2 separate regions of the Homo sapiens genome follow, and region 2 is linked to region 1. A link is an interaction called in ENCODE POLR2A ChIA-PET data of the cell type or tissue named here. Cell type or tissue: MCF 10A. All regions are shown on one strand. Each heading gives the region's core, and the rest is flanking DNA. Links, peaks and the distances in the headings are about the cores only. Region 1 overlaps LINC01882 (long intergenic non-protein coding RNA 1882). Region 2 has its middle 14 kb from the start of SEH1L.

Evidence for each region. Peaks named below come from ENCODE experiments on the same cell type or tissue, not always from the same donor. Only the 100,000 strongest peaks of a DNase experiment are listed, where the experiment ranks them.
Region 2: POLR2A ChIA-PET joins it to region 1 with 10 read pairs; 8 of 35 experiments call an interaction of 5 or more read pairs at or near these places.

The regions. Positions count from the first base shown.
Region 1 is chr18:12,739,257-12,744,638 of GRCh38, forward strand. It overlaps LINC01882 (long intergenic non-protein coding RNA 1882), which reads right to left. Exons shown (of 2, transcript NR_110763.1): 2 at 230-674. Among named protein-coding and RNA genes, the nearest start is that of LINC01882, 7.5 kb to the right of the region's middle. In MCF 10A, for the core only: a CTCF peak has its summit at 5,082 (motif pointing right); DNase peaks (open chromatin) are centred at 2,325, 3,385 and 5,035.
Region 2 is chr18:12,931,423-12,936,804 of GRCh38, forward strand. No RefSeq gene overlaps it. Among named protein-coding and RNA genes, the nearest start is that of SEH1L, 14 kb to the right of the region's middle. RefSeq lists a silencer at 1,848-2,142. In MCF 10A, for the core only: a CTCF peak has its summit at 3,249 (motif pointing left); a DNase peak (open chromatin) is centred at 3,239.

The DNA of each region.
Region 1 (5,382 bases), core at 321-5,320:
TTCAAGACCAGCCTGGCCAACATGGTGAAACCCCATCTCTACTAAAAATACAAAAATTAGCCGGGCGTGGTGGCGGGTGCCTGTCATCCCAGCTACTCGAGAGGCTGAGGCAGGAGAATCTCTTGAACCTGGGTGGCGGAGGTTGCAGTGAGCCGAGATGGAGCCACTGCACTTCAACCTGGGCGATAGAGCGAGACTTTGTCTCAAACAAACAAACAAAAAAAGCTCCTGGATTCACATAACTAGAATCCTTTATTTCCCTAGAATAGATGGCCTGCATTCCATTTTTAGGAGAAAGACAGAAGAAACAGTTGTCAGAGATTTAGTTAAGGCAACCCTGCCTTAACTGTCCTGGAGTCCGTGTGGGAACAGCTCGGGCTCCAGGCCTTCAGCACTTCACTTCGTTTGCTCTGTGGAGAGAACTAAAGATTGGACTGAAGAGCCTCTTCCAGAATATTCAATTCTTAAAAACAAAGTCTGACTATCTTCAGCATACTCTACTTAATTTGTCAGGATGGCTTTCAGAAAATTCTTCAAAAACAAGAGCATTCTCTTATTAGTATTGGATGAGTCCTCGGGAATGAGTGTTCGTGGGGGACTGATCTGAGGAGAACAGGCTGCCTACTTGGCCTTTCATTGTACTTCCCCAGCCGTGTGTCCATCTTCCTGCATTCCTAAAAAGAGAAAGGGATGATTTCAGATCTAAACTGTGCACTTTTTCTTTTTAATTTTACAATTTGCATACCATAAATTTATCATTTGTAAATACAAAACTCAGTGGTTTTGTTTTAGTATATTCAGAGTTGTGCAACCATTACCACAATCAATTTTATATTTTTTATCTCAGAAAAAAAAAACCAAAACTCCTTACTCATTAACCTGGTAAACTTCATTTATTTATTTATTTTGAGATGGAGTCTCGCTCTGTTGCTCAGGCTGGAGTGCAGTGGCGTGATCTCGGCTCACTGCAACCTCCACCTCCTGGGTTCAAGTGATTCTCCTGCCTCAGCCTCCTGAGTAGCTGGGATTACAGGCATGCACCACCACGCCTGGCTAATTTTTGTATTTTTAGTAGAGACGGGGTTTCACCATGTTGGCCAGCCTGGTCTCAAACTTCTGACCTCAAGTGATCTGCTGGGCTTGGCCTCCCAAAGTGCTGGGATTACAGGCGTGAGCCACCACACCTGGCCTAGCTTGTAAACTTTATAAGCTGTTATAAAACTCTTCTCCCCTCCCCAACCCCTGCCAACAACAAATCTACTCTCTGACACCATGTATTTGCTTATTCTGAGCAATTCATAGAAAAGAAGTGATGGAATATGTGGCTTTTTGTGGCTGGCTTCTTTCACTGAGCGCATTTTCAAGTTCCATCCATGTCGTAGCCCATGTCAGCACTTCATTCCTCTTTTCTGCCAAAGAATATTCCATTTATGGATATAGCATAATTTGTTTATCCATTCTTCAGCTGATGGACATTTGAGTTGTTTCTACTTTTTAGCTATTATGAATAAGGCTGCTATGAACATTTCTGTCTATGTTCTTATGTGACCATATGCTTTTATTTGTCTTAGATGCTATATTAGGCTGGGCTCTCCAGAGAACAAAAACAGGACTTACAGGACACACACACACACACACACACAGAGTATATACACACACATACATATAGGTGCATGTGTATACACATATATACAGTATACACACACATGATTTACTATCAGGAATTGGCTTGTGTGATTATGGAGGCTGAGAAGTCCAAGATCTTCAATCAGCAAACTAGAGACTCAGGAGAGCCAGTGCTGTAAGTTCTAGTCCAAGTCCATGGGCTGAAAACCAGGAGAGCCAGTGCTGTAAGTTCCAGTCTGAGTCTGATTCTTATTTTTCTTTTTTGTTTTGTTTTTTGTTTGTTTGTTTGAGACAAGGTCTCACTGTGTCACTCAGGCTGGGGCCATCACAGCTCGCTGCAGCCTCGAACTCCTGGGCTCAAGCGACCCTCCTGCCTCAGCTTCCTGAGTAACTGGGACTACACGGGTTCGCCATCACCTTTTTTGTTCTTTGCAGGCCTTCAATGGGTTGAATGAGGCCCGCTGGCTTTGGAGAAGGCAACCCGTTTTGCTCTGTGTACTGATTCAAACATGAGTCTCATCCAGAAACACCCACAAAGACAGCCAGAAACATGTTTAACCAAACATCTGGGCCCCTTGGGGCCCACGTATGTTGACACAAAATTAATCATCACAGCTACACTCCTAGGAGTGGAATTGATGGACCACATGATAACCCTATGCTTCACTTTTTGAAAACCTGCCAAACTATTTTTCTACAGTGGCGGCACCATTTGACCTTATCGCCAGCGATGCCTGAGGGCTCTAATTTCCCCATACCTTGCCATGCCATCCTGCTGGGATGTGGCATCTCTTTGTGGTGAGAAGTGGCGTCTCTTTATCTCTTTGTAATTTTGATTTACATCTTTCTAAAGACTAAGAATGTTGAGCATCTTTTCATGTGCTTGTTAGCCATTTGTATATCTTCTTTGGAGAAATGTCTATTCAGATGCTATGTTTGTTTTTTTTTTTTTTGAGACAGAGTCTCTCTCTGTCACCCAGGCTGGAGTGCAGTGGCGTGATCTCGGCTCACTGCAAGCTCTGCCTCCCAGGTTCATGCCATTCTCTTGCTTCAGCCTCCCGAGTAGCTGGGACTACAGGCGCCCGCCACGCCCGGCTATATTTTTTGTGTTTTTAGTAGAGACGGGGTTTCACCGTGTTAGCCAGGATGGTCTTGATCTCCTGATCTCGTGATCCGCCCCCCTTCGGCCTCCAAAAGTGCTGGGATTACAGGCGTGAGCCACCGCGCCCTGCCCTATGCCCATTTTTTAATTGGGTTACTTATCTTTTTACTTTTAAGTTGTAAGAATTCTTTTTACCTTCTGGATAATAGAATCTTATCAGATACATAATTTTCAAGTATTTCTCCCACTCTGTGGCTTGTCTTTTTATTTTCTTGATAGTATCCTTTGGTGCACAAAAGTTTAAAATCTACAATGGACCTTTTTATTATTATTATTATTATTTTCAGACAGTCTTGCTCTGTTGCCCAGGCTGTAGTGCAGTGGCACAATCTTGGCTCACTGCAGCCTCCGCCTCCCAGGTTCAAGCAATTCTCCTGCCTCAGCCTCCCGCGTAGCTGGGATTATAGGCGTCTACCATCACACCAGCTAATTTTTGTATTTTTAGTAGAGACGGGTTTCACCATGTTGGCCAGGCTGGTCTTGAACTCCTGACCTCAAATGATCTGCCTGCCTCGGCCTCCCAAAGGGTTGGGATTTCAGGCGTGAGCCACCGTGCCCAGCTACAATAGATCTTTGAGTTGAGTAATACAAGCCCTGCTTCCTTTCCCCTAAAGAAGCTTGAGTCAAACCTACATTACTCATTAATGCATTAATGTGAGCACATTCTTTTGATATTGAGTCCATAAGAGAATATGTGCCTAGGAATTCACAGAAATCTAGCAGCTTGGACTTCCCCACACTGTAGAAATGGGGTTTGAGGAACTTCATTTCAGCACAGGTCAAGGGGCTCCAAATGAGTTTGGGTTATGCCACTATTAAGGAGATATTATTCACTATTATTCATTGCAAATATTGTTTACTACTTTTATTGTAATAACACACTAGTTTAGCTAAATTTTGGATAAGATAGACTTTTGAGAAGCACAACTTAAGAAGCACATTTAAAGCATTATGCCTATGGCATGATGTTTCAAGTTCTAAATAACCACATAATAGAAACACGCAATCCACAGAGAAATTGGGAACTTCCTACATATGATTTCATTAGTTATCTCAGTAATTAGTTTGGCAGATTTTGAGTAACCAAATTTTCATCTTTGCAATATATGTTTCTTTTCTTTTCTTTTCTTTTCTTTTTTTTTGAGACACAGTTTCACTCTGTTGCCCAAGTTGGAGTGCAGTGGCGTGATCTCGGGTCACTGCAACCTCCGTCCCCTGTGTTTAAGTGATTCTCGTCACTCAGCCTCCCAAGTAAGTAGCTGGGATTACAGGTGCCCTCCACCACTCCCAGCTAATTTTGGTATTTTTAGTAGAGACGGGGTTTTGCCATGTTGGCCAGGCTGGTCTCAAACTCCTGACCTCAAGTGATCTGCCTGCCTCGGCCTCCCAAATTGCTGGGATTACAGGTGGAGCCACTGTGCCCGCCCTGCAATATTTGTTTCTTAGGGAATAAACTCTTAACTAAATAACTGTTAAAAGCAGATAATGAGTATGTTAAAAATAATAATTGAAATGAGATTCTTTTCATTGAAAGAAAATACTTTTATGTTCTAATTTTTTACCAGACTTTAAACACTTTTTCTTGATAAATAGAATCAATTTCTAATTATAAGCCTGAGGCTGGTGTGGTGGCTCACACCTGTAATCCAGTACTTTGGAAGACCAAGGTGGGAGGATCGCTTGAGACCAGAAGTCCTAGACCAGCCTGGGCAACACGGTGAGACCTATCTCTACAAAAAGTAAAATGAAATTAAAAATTAGCTGGACATGGTTGTGCATGCCTGTAATCCTTAGCTACTTGGGAGGCTGAGATGGGAGGATCACTTGAGCCCAGGAGTTCAACGTTATAGCAAGACTCTGGCTCAAAAAAAGAAAGAGAGCAAGAGAGATGCATGCATGCTTATTATAAGATATTCAGAAAATATAGTTCAAAAGAATATATAAAAATAATACAAATATCACCCATAATCCTTATAGCCAGAGTTAAAAATTGTTAACCTTCTGGTGTGATACTACCCAAACTTTTGAAAATACATATATAAATGCATATATATGCATTTTAAAAAAATTACATAGAATTGTGTATGTTGCTTTTGAAAATTATTTAATTATATAAGTGATGAATACAGTCCCACTATAAACTGCTTCCTAGCTGGTCCTTCCTACCCTATGCCCCTCCTCCTGAGTGACCCATTTCCAGTTTGCTGAACGCTCTCTGACTTTTCTGTGAATCACAGTATGAAAGAATATGGCATGTCCAGCTTCCTATTAAACCTTCCAGTAGAGGGAACTGTTTGACTATCTTCTCTTTTGATGCATAAGTTCTATTTCTTTTTTCTTTATGAAAGTCTAAGCATTTTGTATGTTATTTCCACAATGCAGAACGGTATATCAGATTATAAAGTTAACTCTACTGAGTAGTTTCTAACCTAAATAAGATTTTTACATCTTATATTCCCTCTTCCACCTTTTCATTGGTTTTTGTTTTCTTTGACCTTGAGATGACATGGTTTTTAAAGGATATTGTATATTCGTAGGGAAAAAAATCATTACTGCTGGCAGAAATATAATTGTCTCTTTCCTTTGAGAAAAGG
Region 2 (5,382 bases), core at 225-5,224, 190 kb after region 1:
CATACTTGAGGGGCCATTATTCAGCCACCATACTGTGATGCTCAAAATGAACTTGGTTGAGATGTCAGAGCGAGGACTAAATCTCCACCTAGAATATTGGAACCCAAAGGGCTCAGGAAGTTTCCAGCGCCATCTCAAACTATTTCTTAAGAGTGACCTACAAAAAAATTTCCATGTCTCCCTAGACTATAGCATTACACATCAGCTGTCCCAAATAAACGGGCCCTGGGGTAGTGGTCGCATTAACCGAAAACTATTTTCTTTCCCAGGTCCCAGGACAACAAGCCCCATTACAACATAAGAACTTGGGAACAGTAACTGCCCTTTGTGACAAGGGGAAGAGGACATGCAAACGTTAGTTACAATAGCAGTGAGGAGTACTGGTGGCGGCATGCATTCCTATTTCTCCCTTTACAGAAAGATTGAAGTGGATCCCAGCTGATTCTTACAAGTATGTTGGTAGGACTGATCGTGAAGCATTCTCTCTTCTTCTCTTTCTCTCTCCAAATATTTATAAGAACTTACTGTGTACCAGGCAAATAATGCTTGGGAAGACCCTGTGCTTCCTTCCCTACTCTCTCATTCTTCCAGTGTCTTCCAGAGGCAATTCCTGCAGTTCTTGCAGTGGTTGCCAGTTTCCTTGCTTATGGACTGCCAATTGCTCTCCTCTGCTTACAGGATGAAGTTCAGGGCCTCCAGTCTGGCACCTGGGGTCCCGTCTTGTCTGTGCAGTGTTCTCCCCCAGGACTCACAAAATGACTCTCACACCCCAGCAAAGTCCATCTAAATAGGAACACCTAGCCATTTTTTATTGTGTTGCTTAAATACTAAATTCTTGACATAAGGCATCATAAAGTTTCCTTCCTGCAGGTTATAGTGGAGGACGCTGAAGCTGCTGGACCCCAAGGTTGCTGCCATTGCCACCACGATGCACAACGGCCTGAGAACTTCTCTGGCCCAAGGGCTGCTTCCTGATGCCCAGCCGTGTCTGACTCTGCCTGGCTACAACGACTTCTTCTTGCCCAAACTCCAGAGACCCATCTGTTCTGTTACTTACCCGTCACCTAGGAATGGTTTGATCCCAGTCACCTGACAAACTTCTGGAAACTCAAATGCATCGCACTAGGAGAAGGTTGGATCCCTGAAACCCATCCGTGAAGGCCTGAGTAGTCCCAGGATCTCAGCTAAGAAACTACTGGACTAGGCCATCTCTGAGGTCCTTTCCTCCAGTGAAAGTCTGTAATTCTGTAATTTTACTCCAATTGTGTCCTTTCAATACATAATACAAATTATGGTGGGAAGAAAAGATCCCAGGGAAGTCAGCGAGGAAGACCCTCCCTTCCCTTATTCCAAGCCACTGCAGGCATCCCTGGCCTGCAACATATACTCTTCTTGGCAAGGCAATCCAAAATGCTCTCTGACCCCTTCACAGGAAAGAGATTGAGCCCTTCATCCCTGCCCCAACTGTTGCTGCTTGGACACTAAGAGAGAGGCTAGAATAGCAAGGGTTTCCCTCAACAGCAGGACTGTTGACCTAAGGTAGAAAGGTGGCTCTCCTGGGTTCCTGCCACCTGGCTCTGCCCTTCTCAGCACTGCTACTGCCTCTGCAAGAGCCTTCTCTCGCCTTCGACCTCAGTCAGAAAGGAAAACATGCACTCGGGGCTTCTTTTGGTTTAGATAGGCTCTCCCCTCCAGAGCACAGGAGTGAGGAGCAAAGGATGTCTGCATGACATTTTCTCCAGTGCTTGCTACGGGGAGACAAGAAGAACACCACTGCCCAAAAGTTCCAGAGGGGAATGCCACTCAAGGCCATGGGCCCCAGGCAGCCCGTTACTATGCAGATGGCAGCCTCCTGGTGCAGAGGACTGATGTGAATCCTCAGAAAGCCTAGAGGTGCCATTCTGCAGCCACCTTCTCCATTCTAGCAGCACATTTTTCTCCCCACCACACCTCCCAGAGGAAGAGGACCCTCCTCATCCTCTATACTCCTGTTGCCAGATGAGTCTCCCTGGGTGTTTCACATTTTTGCATGCCTTGCAGTCTTTGCATGTCTGCCTTCCCTTTGTTCTGGGTTACCTTTTCAACAATGTTGGTGAAATGAACAGCCTTGGAAGACAAACAATAGTGTCTTTCTCCAAAGCAATGGGCAGTTTGCTTACACTGCTTACAACAAAGGGCAGTTGCTTGGAAGATAGAAAGAGCAGCTCTTTCCAGAGCAAATGGGTAGGCAGGCTTACTGCCCATTGTCAAACATTCAGGGTCCCCAAGCTCAGAGATTGTCATGAATTGCAAGCCACTGCTTGTGCAGGTGTCATCCGGCCCCACATGCTAGGACTTAGGGCAAGGAAATGTGGGTACTATGGCTATAGTGATTGTTGTAAATAATAACACGGCTTCTAGCTAGGCACAGTGGTTCATGCCTGTAGTCCCAGAACTTTGGGGGTGCTGAGGCAGGAGGATCGCTTGAGCCCAGGAATTTGAGGCTGCAGTGAGCGATGATTGCATCACTGCACTCCAGCCTGGGCAACAGAGTGAGACCCTGTCTATAAAAAAAAAAAATACATAACACAGCTCCTGCCAGTATCCATATCCACTAGTCTGTGACGGCGCAACGCATTAGCTGGCAAGTAAAGTACCAGACCCCTCCAGGGCGTTGACACTCCCTAGTGCTGGGCTGAGGGCACATCAGCCCCTCTCCTCTCCCCCTGCCACAGCTTACTTCTGTGAAGGCCTCTCGTGTCCTGAGCACTTCAATTTTATTTTATTTTATTATTATTATTATTTCTGAGACAGAGTCTCACTCTGTCGCCCAGGCTGGAGTGCAGTGGCGTGATCTTGGCTCACTGCACCCACCGCTTCCAGGGCTCAAGCAATTCTCCTGCCTCAGCCTCCCGAGTAGCTGGGATTACAGGTGATCACCACCACACCCAGCTAATTTTTGTATTTTTAGTAGAGACGGGGTCTCGCCGTGTTGGCCAGGCTAGTCGCGAACTCCTGACCTTAAGTCATCTGCCTGCCTCAGCCTCCCAAACTGCTGGTAAAGGCATGAGCCACCGCGCCCGGCCAAATTTTATCAACTCAATTAACATCAAATTTAGAAATGTAAAGATTTTATTTCCAGTTTGACGATAAGCTGCCTGCCCTGTGACAGACCACTGAAAAATTCAGCTGTGGCTGACACCTAGGAATTTGCAGTTACAGGACGTTTCCAAGTTCCATATGCGATGTCATAGTGCCGCCTGCTGGCTCCTGTCTCACAGGAATGCTACACATGCAGACGGTGGGTCTGACCCCGCAGCTCACACACAGTTCACGGATGAACCTGAGGAAAGTAGGAATGAAGCTCACAAATGTCATGTAGAACAAAAGGAGCTGGGTAGGAAAAGTATAGATTGTGTAATTTCATGTACAGGAAGCACAAAACAAGTGAAACTTCACAAAACAAGTGAAACTAACTGTACCAGTCAAGGTTTCGCAGAGAACTAATGGGAGATCTATGGATATATTTTAAAGGAATTTATTTAAGGGAATTGGCTCATGTGATTGTGGGGCCTGGCTGGTCTATAATCTGTAGGGCAGGTCAGCAAACCAGAAAAAGTCTGGTAGGATTTCTGTGTTACAGACTTGAGGCAGAATTCCTTCTTTTTCCCTGCTCTCTTGAGAGTCTTTGCTCTCAAGTCCTTCAACTGAATGGGTGAGGCTCACTCTCATTATTGAGGGTAATCTCCTTAAAGTCAATGGATTGTAGATATTAATCATACCTACAAAATATCTTCACAGCAACTTCTAGACCTAGTGTTTGAGCAAACAACTGGGCACCATAGCTTAACCACAGTGACACATAAAATTAACTACTGCAGGCTGGGCGCGGTGGCTCACGCCTGTAATCCCAGCACTTTGGGAGGCCGAGGTGGGTGGATCACGAGGTCAAGAGATCAAGACTATCCTGGCCAACATGGTGAAACCCTGTCTCTACTAAAAATACAAAAATTAGCTGGGTGTGGTGGCGCGCACTTTAGTCTCAGCTACTTAGGAGGCTGAGGCAGGAGAATCACTTGAGCCTGGGAGGCTGAGGTTGCAGTGAGCCGAGATCACACCTCTGCACTCCAGCCTGACAACAGAGTAAGACCCTGTCTCAAATAAATAAATAAATAAATAAAATTAACTACTGCAGTCAACTGTTTGTCAACGTGGCACCTCTACATATCTCCTTAAACTATACTTAATCTCCAGATAACAGCAAAATCATACTTGCACCTCACCTGATTCAACTATCTTGGGTAAAACCAGAGACACACTAAACCTTCCCCAGAAGAGGACGTAGGGTTCTTGGGTCATGTTTACTCTTCTCTTTGGTATCCTGTAACTGAAATATTAAGATATGTCTTATGTAATATAAGGGAATAAGAGAGAGAAGAAGACAAATATATTTTCTAAACACACACACACACAACACATTTGTAACCAAATAAGGAAGAAATACTCGTAACAATTACAGTCCCCATTTTTGTAACTGGCCATGTGGTTTAGCTGGTATTTATAACCATCTGCTTCCACTACCCATTCCAGATTCCCTTTGCCCTCAGCAAGCACCTCAGCTGGTCATGGTTTGTCACCTGGTGGGGTGACCCAAACCTTCCTTCCTGAAGAGTTTGGACCATTTAGTAGTATGGCCTGAATTAGGTTGTTATAGTTTTCCATTGATCTGAATCACAGTGCAGAGTAACATTGAGATCTCCTGTACTCCAGATGCACTCTTACTTACCTCCGTCGGGGAGTAGCAGCCCAATTTTCCCTTGGTAGCCAGGACCAATCACCCCAGAAAACACAGCAGCTCCCTTCTTAGCCTGTTGACTCAGAAGCATGAGGAGCCCCAAGTGGCTGGGTGGCACGTTAACTGAGAGTTTGGTGGAATCACTGTTGTGTTTCCTGGTGGAAGCACTCTTCCCTTTGGAACTAAGACTTTTAGATCAGCAGAGCATTAGGTTACAGAACAGGAAGAAAACATTTTGCTAGTGGGTCAGTATAGGGGTAATAGTGAATGGTGCCAACTCCATTTCCATCCCTTGATTCCTGGACTTATGTATCATGGCTATTGGCGAAGCAGCACCCTATATTGGATGCTAACTTATATTTATTTATTTTGAGACAGGGTCTTGTTCTGTCACCCAAGCTGGAGTACAGTGGCATGATCAAGGCTCACTGCAGACTTGGCCTTCCGGGCCCAAGTGACCCTCCCATCTCAGCTTCCTGAGTAGCTGGGAGTACAGCTGCATGCCACCACGCCCAGCTAATTTTTAAACTTTTTTTTTTTTTTTTTTAAATAGAGACAGGGTCTTGCTATGTGTCTCAGGCTGGTTTCAAACTCCTGAGCTCAAGCGA